2 separate regions of the Homo sapiens genome follow, and region 2 is linked to region 1. Evidence: chromatin loops called from intact Hi-C (ENCODE). Cell type or tissue: HCT116. All regions are shown on one strand. Links, peaks and the distances in the headings refer to the core of each region. The heading gives the core; the rest is flanking DNA. Region 1 overlaps ABCA3 (ATP binding cassette subfamily A member 3). Region 2 has its middle 6.4 kb from the start of CCNF.

Region 1 (5,368 bases), core at 1-5,000:
GACCACCACCCTCTCCATGCTCACAGGTGAGGGCCAGGCGCCTCACGCCCCTGCCACCAGCAGGCCCCCCTTTAACACCATCTCAGCGCCAGCCCCGCCTCACTCCCTCAATGGGGCTTTCGGGCCTTCCCCAACCACAGCGGCAGGAGATGCACCTCAGCCCTGCAGGCCCAGGGGCACAAGCAGGGACTGCCCTCCTCACCGCCTCTGTCCGGGACATGCCGGGGGACCCCCAGGGACCCCTGCCCTCCTCACCGCCTCTGTCCGTGAATGCAGGGGGACCCCCAGGGACCCCTGCCCTCCTCACCGCCTCTGTCCGTGAATGCAGGGGGACCCCCAGGGACCCCTGCCCTCCTCACCGCCTCTGTCCATGAATGCAGGGGGACCCCCAGGGACCCCTGCCCTCCTCACCGCCTCTGTCTGTGAATACCCAAGCTTGACAGGGTCAGTGAAAACAGAGGCCACCACGCAGGAGCAGCTCAACCCCATGCTAATTCTGTCACCAAACCCCTCTCTGAGAGCTCTCCCCTGTGCACCACACCGGCCACTGGCATTTCACTCTGTCTTCCCCAAGCACCAAAGTGTCTGGCAGTGGCACAGGCTGGGACCCGGGGCGGGGGCTGATTGTGGTGACTCTGTGTGTGTGTGTCGTGGGTTTCTCCTCCCTGACCAGCTGTGCGTCCCAGTGGCAGGGCTGTTTCCATGCCGCTTCTTTTTCCCACTGGCCCAGCCAAAGCCCACCCCAGTGGGAGTGGGGTTCCGTGCCCTCTCATGGGCAGGGTCCTCAGAGGAAATTAGGGGAGACAGAGAGGGGGTGGGGGGTCATTACCGCGGGTGCTGACGAGCAGGATCTTCATGCTGAATGTGGGGTCTCCTGCTGGGCCCCAGGTCTCTTTCCCCCCACCAGTGGACGGGCATACATCAGCGGGTATGAAATTTCCCAGGACATGGTTCAGATCCGGAAGAGCCTGGGCCTGTGCCCGCAGCACGACATCCTGTTTGACAACTTGACAGTCGCAGAGCACCTTTATTTCTACGCCCAGGTGAGTTGGGGGCCAGGGGTGTGCAGGGGTGTTTCCACTGATGTGCTCGAGTTTCTGGGGCAGTCTTCCGAGGAGCTAAACTGGAGGAAGGGAGCCAGGAGGGCAGGAGCCAGGGTTCTGAGTCCAGCTACGTCAAGGAGAGGTTCCTCTCACCAGAACCTCGCTGGCCAGGGTCGGCCTCCCGCCAGGAGCCCTGCATCTCCCCAGCTACGTCAAGGAGAGGTTCCTCTTACCAGAAACTCGCTGGCCGTGGTCGGCCTCCCGCCAGGAGCCCTGCATCTCCCCAGCTACGTCAAGGAGAGGTTCCTCTCACCAGAACCTTGCTGGCCGTGGTCGGCCTCCCGCCAGGAGCCCTGCATCTCCCCAGCTACGTCAAGGAGAGGTTCCTCTCACCAGAACCTCGCTGGCCAGGGTCGGCCTCCCGCCAGGAGCCCTGCATCTCCCTGCGTCCCCTGTCGTTGCAGCTGAAGGGCCTGTCACGTCAGAAGTGCCCTGAAGAAGTCAAGCAGATGCTGCACATCATCGGCCTGGAGGACAAGTGGAACTCACGGAGCCGCTTCCTGAGCGGGGGCATGAGGCGCAAGCTCTCCATCGGCATCGCCCTCATCGCAGGCTCCAAGGTGTGGCGGTGGGACTGGAGGCAGTGGGTTCCCCTCCTGCTCGACCTGGGATGGCCCTTCCGCCATGGCCCGGGCACCTTGGCCCTTGACACCCCAGACAAGGCCATCACCATCCTTGGAGGACTCAAGCCGGCTCCGCGAACCCCTCGATGGGGCCTACCGCAAGGCCAGCCTGGGCCCGGGGTGTGGCTCTACCAGCGTCGCGAGACTGTGTCTCTCCCTCCAGGTGCTGATACTGGACGAGCCCACCTCGGGCATGGACGCCATCTCCAGGAGGGCCATCTGGGATCTTCTTCAGCGGCAGAAAAGTGACCGCACCATCGTGCTGACCACCCACTTCATGGACGAGGCTGACCTGCTGGGAGACCGCATCGCCATCATGGCCAAGGGGGAGCTGCAGTGCTGCGGGTCCTCGCTGTTCCTCAAGCAGAAATACGGTGAGCGGTGGGGCCAGCCCGCGACAGGGTCGGTGTCCTGGCTGCCGTGCTGAGGGAATGGCTGCTACCTTCATGAAGGGCCCTCAGATCAGGCAGGGGTGGCCTTTTCTAGACTTCCTGTCTGTTGCCTCTGGGTGGAGAGCCCAACCAGGCAGGGGGGCTTGTGAGAGGGAAGAGGCAGGAAATGGAGCTGAAAGTCTCAATTTGGTTAGGATGTGGTTCAGCCATGACCAGAAGAACAGAGGCCAAGCCTAGTGCCACTAGGAGCAGCACTGCCCTTGGAGAGGCCAACACACGCACCAACATGGCAGCTCCCACGTGAGAGCAGCTCACAGCATGGCCAGGGCCAGCAGGGGCTGACAGGATCTGGGCCCAGACCTCTGACTGTACTGTGCAACTACGGCTTCCCTTTCAAGGTCACCTCCTGGTCCAGCACGATCTGGGTGTGCCAGCGTCCCCCACATTCCAACGGGGTGGAGCAAAGACATAGGAGCCCTCCTCCCCTCAGGACACCCCCCAAGTTCACGTCCCACTTCTGCCCCCTAGTGACTGAGTGGCAACCCAGTGTGGTCAGCAGTAGGCTGGAGGGGATGGCCTTTGTCCTGGGCAGCCACATGCTCAGCCAAGATACCAGGGTTTTGTTACCAAGAGGGAGGACAGCAGGCGTTAGGAGATGAGGAACCATCCACCACGGCCTCTGAGAGTTTCACTAGCCACTTCCTGCCCCACTGCCCAGTTGGCAGAGCCATTGTTCTTCCTGGGCCTGGCATCCTTGTCTCTAAAGAGGACATGGGGCCAGGCGTGGTGGCTCACCGCCTATAATCCCAGCACTTTGGGAGGCCAAGGCAGGCAGATCACTTGAGGTCAGGAGTTCAAGACCAGCCTGGCCAACATGGTAAAACTCTGTCTCTACTAAAATACAAAAACTTAACCAGGTATGGTGGTGCATGCCTGTAATCCCAGCTACTTGGGGAGGCTGAGGCAGGAGAATAAGTACTTGAACCAAGGAGGGAGAAGTTACAGTGAGCCAAGATTGTGCAGCTGCACTCCAGCCTGGGTGACAGAGTGAGACTTGTCTCAAAAAAAAAAAAAAGGACATGGAATTCCATCTCCTGCACGGTGACGTTGGGAAAGAGGTGAGATGCATCTCTGATAGTGCCGTGCAGTGCGGTCTTGCAGCCGGTAGCTCTTGCTCCTGCTCCTGCTGACAGTCCCTTCCTAGAACCACACCATAACCATCAGTGTTAACCCCACAAGACAGAAGCCCTCACACGTGGTCCGTCGCTGCTGATGATATCCTTCCCTGGTGCTTGTATAGCTGGGGGGAGACCCCACCTTCCAGCAGGTGCCCCTGACAGTGCTCAGCACCCTAGATCCCCAGCAGCTCTTCCCAGCAGGAGCGGGAGGTGACACCCTTGGGACAGCACAGGGAGCTCCAAGACACATTCATTCTGCTTCAGCTGCCCACCTCCGGTTCTCTAGCCTCCTTCCCACCAGCTTGCCTGGTGTGAGCCCTAGAGACCCCGGGGTGGGCATGAAGAGACCTGGGGGATCAGCCAAAGATCTCACACGTGGCCCTGTATTCCAGGTGCCGGCTATCACATGACGCTGGTGAAGGAGCCGCACTGCAACCCGGAAGACATCTCCCAGCTGGTCCACCACCACGTGCCCAACGCCACGCTGGAGAGCAGCGCTGGGGCCGAGCTGTCTTTCATCCTTCCCAGAGAGAGCACGCACAGGTACGCCTCCCAGGGAGGGCACGCACAGGTATACATCCAAGATGGGATCCCCATGGGCCATGAGGGCTTTGTGCTCAGAGGCACCTGCTCTGCCCCTCTCTGGCCTGGCCAGTCGGCACTCTTAGACCCTCAGCCTGGGCACCATCAGCCCAGATGAATCTGCTTGGCTGGGTCCTAGGTGCCAGGCCTCCTAGCAAGGAGAAACATAATTAGGACCTGAAAAGGAGAAGCACGTATCTGACTCACCAAAAGGGTGCTCAGCGCTGATGCAGGGCTCACACTCCCCCTTCTGACACCAGGCTCAACACGTGCTGCGGCTGCACTCAGAACTACTCGTGAAACCGAGTCTGTATTTGTATGTGGGTGGTGAATTTGGTCTCAGTGTCAGAGCTGGAGATGTTACCACCTGCTCATCACTGTCTCACACACACGGCAGAACCAGCAAGGGGAGGGAAGCCAGTGTTCCATGACACTATCTATCAGTCTGGATATTATCTGGATAATATCAGTTTATTGCACTTTTCTCCAGTTTGTTGTTTGATTTTGTCAGATTTTTTTCCATTTTACATTTATTTATTTTATTTGTTATTTATTTATTATTTGTTTTGAGATGGAGCCTCACTCTGCTGCCCAGTCCAGAGTGCAGTGGCACAATCTCAGCTCACTGCAACCTCTGCCTCCCAGGTTCAAGCAATTCTCCTGCCTCAGCCTCCCAAGTAGCTGGGATTACAGGCGTGCACCACCACACCCGGCTAATTTTTGTATTTTTAGTAGAGATGGGGTTTTACCATGTTGTCCAGGCTGGTCTCAAACTCCTGACCTCAGGTGATCCACCCACCTCGGCCTCCCAAAGTGCTAAGATGTCAGGCATGAGCCACCATGCCTGGCCACATTTGTTTATTTTAAAAACAAGGTCTTGCTCTGTCACCCAGGCTGGAGTGCAGTGGTGCAATCACAACTCACTGCAGCCTTGAATTCCTGGGCTCGTGATCTCCCACCTCAGCCTCCCGAATAGTTGGGACTACAGGTGTGTATCAACATGTCCGGCTAGTTTTTTTATTTTTTTTGTAGAGATGGGGTCTTGTTATGTTGCCCAAGCTGGTCTTGAACTCCTGGGCTTAAGTGATCCTTCCGCCTCAGCCTCCCAAAGTTCTGGGATTCCAGGTGTGAGCCACTGCACCCGGCCTAGATTTTGTACTTAATGTAGCAACATCCTTTCTCTTGTGACTTCTTCTATTAATTTTATTCTTAGAAAGTGTTTCGCAGCTGTGCATAGTGGCGCACGCCTGTAATCCCAGCACTTTGGGAGGCCAAGGCGGGCGGACCATGAGGTCAGGAGATCGAGACCATCCTGGCCAACACGGTGAAACCTCGTCTCTACTAAAAAAAAAAAAAAATACAAAAATTAGCCGGGCGTGGTGGTGGGTGCCTGTAATCCCAGCTACTCAGGAGGCTGAGGCAGGAGAATCACTGAACCCAGGAGCAGAGGTTGCAGTGAGCCGAAATCACACCCCTGCACCCCTGCACCC
Region 2 (5,368 bases), core at 295-5,294, 130 kb before region 1:
GAGCACGATGAGGAGCCCACCTGCTCTGCTTGCTCTCGTTGGTCTTCGCTTTGGACCAGGGGCACAGGGCATGCGAAGCTCAGGAAGACGTCCTCCATGGTGACCTGACTGCTGAGTAGTTGTCCAGCATGTACTTCTTGGCTTGCTCCAGAGTGCCAAACACCTGAGGGGAGGGAAGAGGCTGCTGTGGCCAGGCTGTCCCACAGATGCACACGGGGGAGGAGAGAGGGTGGGAAGGGCTGGCCTCCGGGACTGTGACAAGGCCCCAAAGAGGCCCATCCCTCTCTCAGCTGCTCCAGAACACCTCCTGAGAAGTCAGTGCTATGGATCTCAGCTGTCTGTGCTCTTGGGTGGGAGTGGTGTCAGAAGGCCAGAGGCCTGGTGGGGTCCCTGGCTTGCTGTGTGTCCCCAGGCATCTGGTGTTCCCTCTCTGGGCCTGCTCTCCTCTCCATGAAATAAGTGGGCAGGAGGAGCCAATCTTCAAAGTCCCTTCCAGCAGAAACACCTTCTGTTCTATGAAATCCACGTGAACGTTGCCATGGAGATGGCAGAGGACAGGGGCAGCACTGAACATGACTTCAGGAGGATGGGGAGGAGAGAAAGACAGGGAGAGAGAGAGAGAGAGACAGAGTTACCCCAGAAAGTGGGTCACGTCAAAAATGTGCGCTCAACTTCGCCCAGCTGAGGTCGCGGCCCAGCAGATGGTAATGGACCATGCCTTGGTGCTTGTCTTCAAGAACGCTGCCTGCACGAAGGAGAGATGGCGTTGCTGTGACGGCTGGGCTGGAGGATCAGGGAGGGTGCCTGGGTGCTCGGCATTGGGGTCCTCATCCCAGGGATCAGGGAGATGGGACGTGGGAGGGGCGAGGCACAGACTCTCCTCACGGCAGATGGGAAATGCCTAGGCAGGGGCCCAGGGCCCACCCAGTGGGGGCTGCCGGGGCCGGCACACACCTGGAAAGGTCAGGTCCACGAAGGCCTTGAACTCCTCCAGCACCTCCTGCTGCCCTTCACTCTGCACCTTGGCCCGCAGGGAGTAGCCACTGCTGAACTTGCTCTTGAGGTGCTGGGGGCTGCCCAGGCACTTGAACTGCCCCTGCACCATGATGGCCGCCGGCTGCACAGGGCCTCACACTCCTCCATGCTGGGGAGAGGGTGGGGCCTGAGACAGGGCTGGGGGTGTCAAAGGCTCATGCAGACAGGAAGGCGTTGGTGGCCTGATCAGGCCATTCCTGATACCAATGCTCAGAGTGTGGCTCAGGTGCAGAGCCTAGGGAATCTCCTCAAAGACTCTCCACCAGTTGCTGATGGGTCTTCTGGCCACCTGGCTTCTTCCCAGCCTACCTGGTTTTGAAACTTCCAGTGACCCACAGACCCAGGCTCTACCTATGGGAGGTGATGATGATGGCCTTGCCAGACTCGTGGGCGTGTGCCACAGCATTCCAGAACAGGCGCCGGGCCACGGGGTCCATGCCAGTGGATGGCTCATCCAGGAAGATGAAGGCAGGCTCTCCAATCAGGGCGATCAATGCCAGTGCTCAACTTCGGCTTGTTACCACCACCGGGGGTGGAAGGGAGAAGGTTGGGTGACGGCAATGGTCAGTCTCCAGCAGTGAGCACTGCCGGCTCAACACTCACCCCCTTTCCTTCTCTATTCAGGAAGTATTCCCACACCCCTCATGGGGCTTTCAGCAATGCAGTCCACCACTTTCACCCAGAGCTGAATTGTGGCTTGGGCTATCCACTCAGGAAATAACTTGTTCCCCTGGACACAGGGATGAGTCCAGGGTGAGCACACGGCCGACGAGTCTTCTTTGAGGGTTTGAAGTGTTGAGGGCAAGCACCTCTCCATCTGAGAGGAAAGGCATTGGCCCATCTTAGCTAACTTAAAAAAAAAAAACTGGATGGGCATGGTGGCTCACACCTGTAATCCCAGCACTTTGGGAGGCTGAGGCGGGTGGATCACCTGAAGTCAGGAGTTTGAGACCAGCCTGGCCAACATGGTGAAACCCTGTCTCTACTAAAAATACAAAAATTAGCTGGCCGTGTTGGTGGGCACCTGTAATCCCAGCTACTCGGGAGGCTGAGGCAGGAGAATTACTTGAACCCATGAGGCAGAGGTTGCAGTGAGCTGAGATCATGCCATTGCATTTCAGCCTGGGCAACAAGAGTGAAAACTCTAAAAAACAAAACCAAACAAAAAAACCATATAGCATTTACTATGTGCAACACACTGTTCTAAACTTCGCAAATGTGAACTCATTTGATCTTCAGAAGATGCAGGGAAACGTAAAAACCTGCTTGAAACAGGAGCCACCAAAGAGAGAAGACCCAAGGGACATCATCATCTGACCCCGGGCTCACTTTGCTAGAGGCGTGGGCACCTCTACCTCCCAATCCTGGGTGTGCAGTACCGCTGTGTGCCTCCGGGGGCGCTGCACACAACACGAAGGGAGTCCTTGGACCTGCGGGGCCTGTGGCCTTGCTTTAATTGGAGTCGGGCTTCTATCACTGACAACAGAAGCCTGAGAAATACCCCATGCGCCTTAGCAGAACATCAGTAGTTCAAGTACCGCAGACCCAGTGGTATGAGGTAACTCTGGGCTTAAAATGCAAACTTACTGAAAATAGCCCTTCATAAAGTGGCAGGGAGAAAGGTCCGTCCTCACCTTATCAGGACAGTAACACCTGTGGTGCCATCTGCCTGACCTCAGCCACGTAAGCTGCCTTTGGCCTGGGTCAGCTTCATAATCCAGTCAAGCCCAGGACCAAGAGGAAGGGGTGCCTTGAGGCAGCCCAGGCCACTTACCTCTTCCTGCAGGCCGCCCCCAACCACCTGCGCAGTGACCTCATGCCCAGAGCTGGGGGCTTTGCCCTGCTCTCCAGGTCTGGGAAGAACTGGAACTTATCTTGTAACTGGAGGTGGAGGGCCTGAAGGAAGCCCCAGATCTCACCTGTAGGTCTTGACCAGCTTGTTGGCGTACATGTACATGACTAAATCCTCAAGAATCTGGTCCACACAAGCACTGATGGGGTGCTCTGGGATGCCCCCGATCTGGGCATACATGACCAGCATCTCATGGCCTGTCATGAAGTTCAGCAGAGCATCAAACTGAGGACAGTAACCAATCCACCGCCATACCTGGGTCAGAAAACAGCCCGGAGAGGGAGGCACGTCAGAAGAAACCTCCTCCCACCAGGCTCACCAAGCCTCCAATGAGGCAAGGGCCTGGACACCTGCTGGTCTTGCTCCAGGCTGCTGCCTCTGCCACTACCCGCATCTGCCATGTGAATGCACAGGCACACTACTAAGGGGCTGTGAGTGGAAGTAGAGTAATGTAAGGGAGCCTGGGACAGCCCTTGCTGCTGGTGTTGTGGACAGGGTGGAGCGCTTGTTTGGCTCCTCCTCCAGCCCACCCAGTGTGAAACCTCAGCACACAGTGCCTCCCTACTTCCTGGTGCCTTTGAAGCATCCAGTCAATACAAGAGGCTTGCTTTGCTTTTTTCCCCTTTAGAAATATTTTCTATTAGGCATGTAATCTGCAAATAGATTTTCTTTGTAAAATATTCATGCAAAGACTCCTGCAGTCTGTTGGCTCAGCCCACTGTGGCCAGGCAGCTGTGCACCCTCTACACTTCTGTGTTGGCAAAGGCACCTGCGTGGGCCTGTGCTCCTTGCTCAGGACTGGCTGGGTGCTGTTTTTGCCAAATGGTATCATCCCATATCTACCATTCTGTAACATGCTTTTCTTTTTTATTTTCTTTTTTTGAGATGGAGTCTCGCTCTGTCGCCAGGCTGGAGTGCAGTGGCGTGATCTTGGCTCACTGCAACCTCTGCCTCCCAGGCTCAAGCAATTCTCCTGCCTCAGCCTCCTGAGTAGCTGGGTTTACATGTGCACGCCACCACACCTGGCTAATTTTTGTATTTTTAGTAGAGACAGGGTTTCACCATGTTGGTCAGGCTGGTCTCGAACTCCTGGCCTCATGATCTACCTGCCTCAGCCTCCCCAAGTGTTGAGATTACAGGCATGAGTCACCGTGGCCAGCCAACATGCTTTTCTTACTCAATATTATGTCTTAAAGATATTCCTAGGTCAGTAAATACAGATCTACCCCCACTTATTTTAACTGCTTCTTAGTTATCCAGGGAAGGCTTCTAGATTTCATTTAGCTGTTTAAAAATTTCATTTGACTCATTTCCAGGCTTTCGCTTTTATTTATTTATTTTTTTTTTGGGACAGTCTCACTCTGTTGCCCAGGCTGGATTGCAGTGGTGTGATCTCAGCTCACTGCAACCTCTGCCTCCTGGGTTCAAGCCATTCTCCTCTCAGCCCCCTGAGTAGCAGGGGCTACAGGTGCACGCCACTACGCCCAGCTAATTTTTTGTATTTTTAGTAGAGAGGGGGTTTCACCATGTTGGCCAGGCTGGTCTCAAACTCCTGACCTCAGGTTTTTGCCTTTCTGAACTTGCAGCTGACCACCCTGGTTTGTGTCCATGTTCATCTACTCCCAGGTGCTGGAAAGAGTGGGATGCCATTTCTGAGAAGTAACCACTGTTTTTCCCTCCTATTTTCTCCCCTCTTCTCCCTATTCAAACAGCTGGACAACCCTGGGCTCCACTGCCTGAGGTTGGAGGATGGGAAGGATTTTACAGAGTGCAAAACAGAAAACCACATGGAGGCTGGGCACGGTGGCTCACGCCTGTAATCCCAGCACTTTGGGAGGCTAGGCAGGTGGATCACTTGAAGCCAGGAGTTTGAGACCAGCCTGGCGAACATGGCACACACCTGCAATCCCAGCTACTCCGGAGGCTAAGACATAAGAATTGCTTGAACCCAGGAGGCAGAGGTTACAGTGAACTGAGATCATGCCACTGCACTCTAGCCTGGGAGACAGAGGGAGACTCTAAGAAAGGAGGAAGGGGAAGGGGGAGAGGAAGGGGAAGGAAAAGAGAGAGAGGGAGGGAGGGAGGGAGGGAAAGAAAGGAAACCACATGGAGTGTCTGCTTAGTGAAAGAGAGGTAAGGGAGACGGCTGTCAGTGTGGAAGAATGTTACGGAGACCTCACACAACTAAGGGCCCGGCTTTGGTTCCCAGAGTGGGGCTTCCCCCTTTTCCTCCTTCTTTTTATAACAGCTTTATTAAGATACAATGCACATACCACATAATTCACCAATGTGTACAGTTCAACTGCTCTCAGCACGTTCACATCCATCATCACACTCAACTTTAAACACTTCATTGTTCCCAAAAGAAACCCTGTACCCATGAGTAGTCACTCCGCGTTCCCTTTAACACCTCCAGCACCTGACTACCACTAATAAGCTTCCTGTCTCCATGGCTTTGCCTATTCTGGACATTTCATATGA

The links. Hi-C counts contacts between places; a loop is a spot of excess contacts. Peaks named below come from ENCODE experiments on the same cell type or tissue, not always from the same donor. Only the 100,000 strongest peaks of a DNase experiment are listed, where the experiment ranks them.
Region 2: a loop joins it to region 1, with 2.5 times the contacts of the local background. A loop is called at or near these places in 6 of 110 quality-filtered maps.

Annotation. Positions count from the first base shown.
Region 1 is chr16:2,294,061-2,299,428 of GRCh38, reverse strand. ABCA3 (ATP binding cassette subfamily A member 3) reads left to right here. Exons shown (of 33, transcript NM_001089.3): 14 at 1-26; 15 at 889-1,043; 16 at 1,508-1,663; 17 at 1,890-2,100; 18 at 3,689-3,839. Among named protein-coding and RNA genes, the nearest start is that of MIR4717, 22 kb to the right of the region's middle. In HCT116, for the core only: a CTCF peak has its summit at 2,647 (motif pointing left); a DNase peak (open chromatin) is centred at 2,608.
Region 2 is chr16:2,420,354-2,425,721 of GRCh38, reverse strand. It overlaps the pseudogene ABCA17P. Among named protein-coding and RNA genes, the nearest start is that of CCNF, 6.4 kb to the left of the region's middle. RefSeq lists enhancers at 1,031-1,143, 2,267-3,032, 3,314-3,363 and a silencer at 2,300-2,594. In HCT116, for the core only: a CTCF peak has its summit at 2,417; a DNase peak (open chromatin) is centred at 2,431.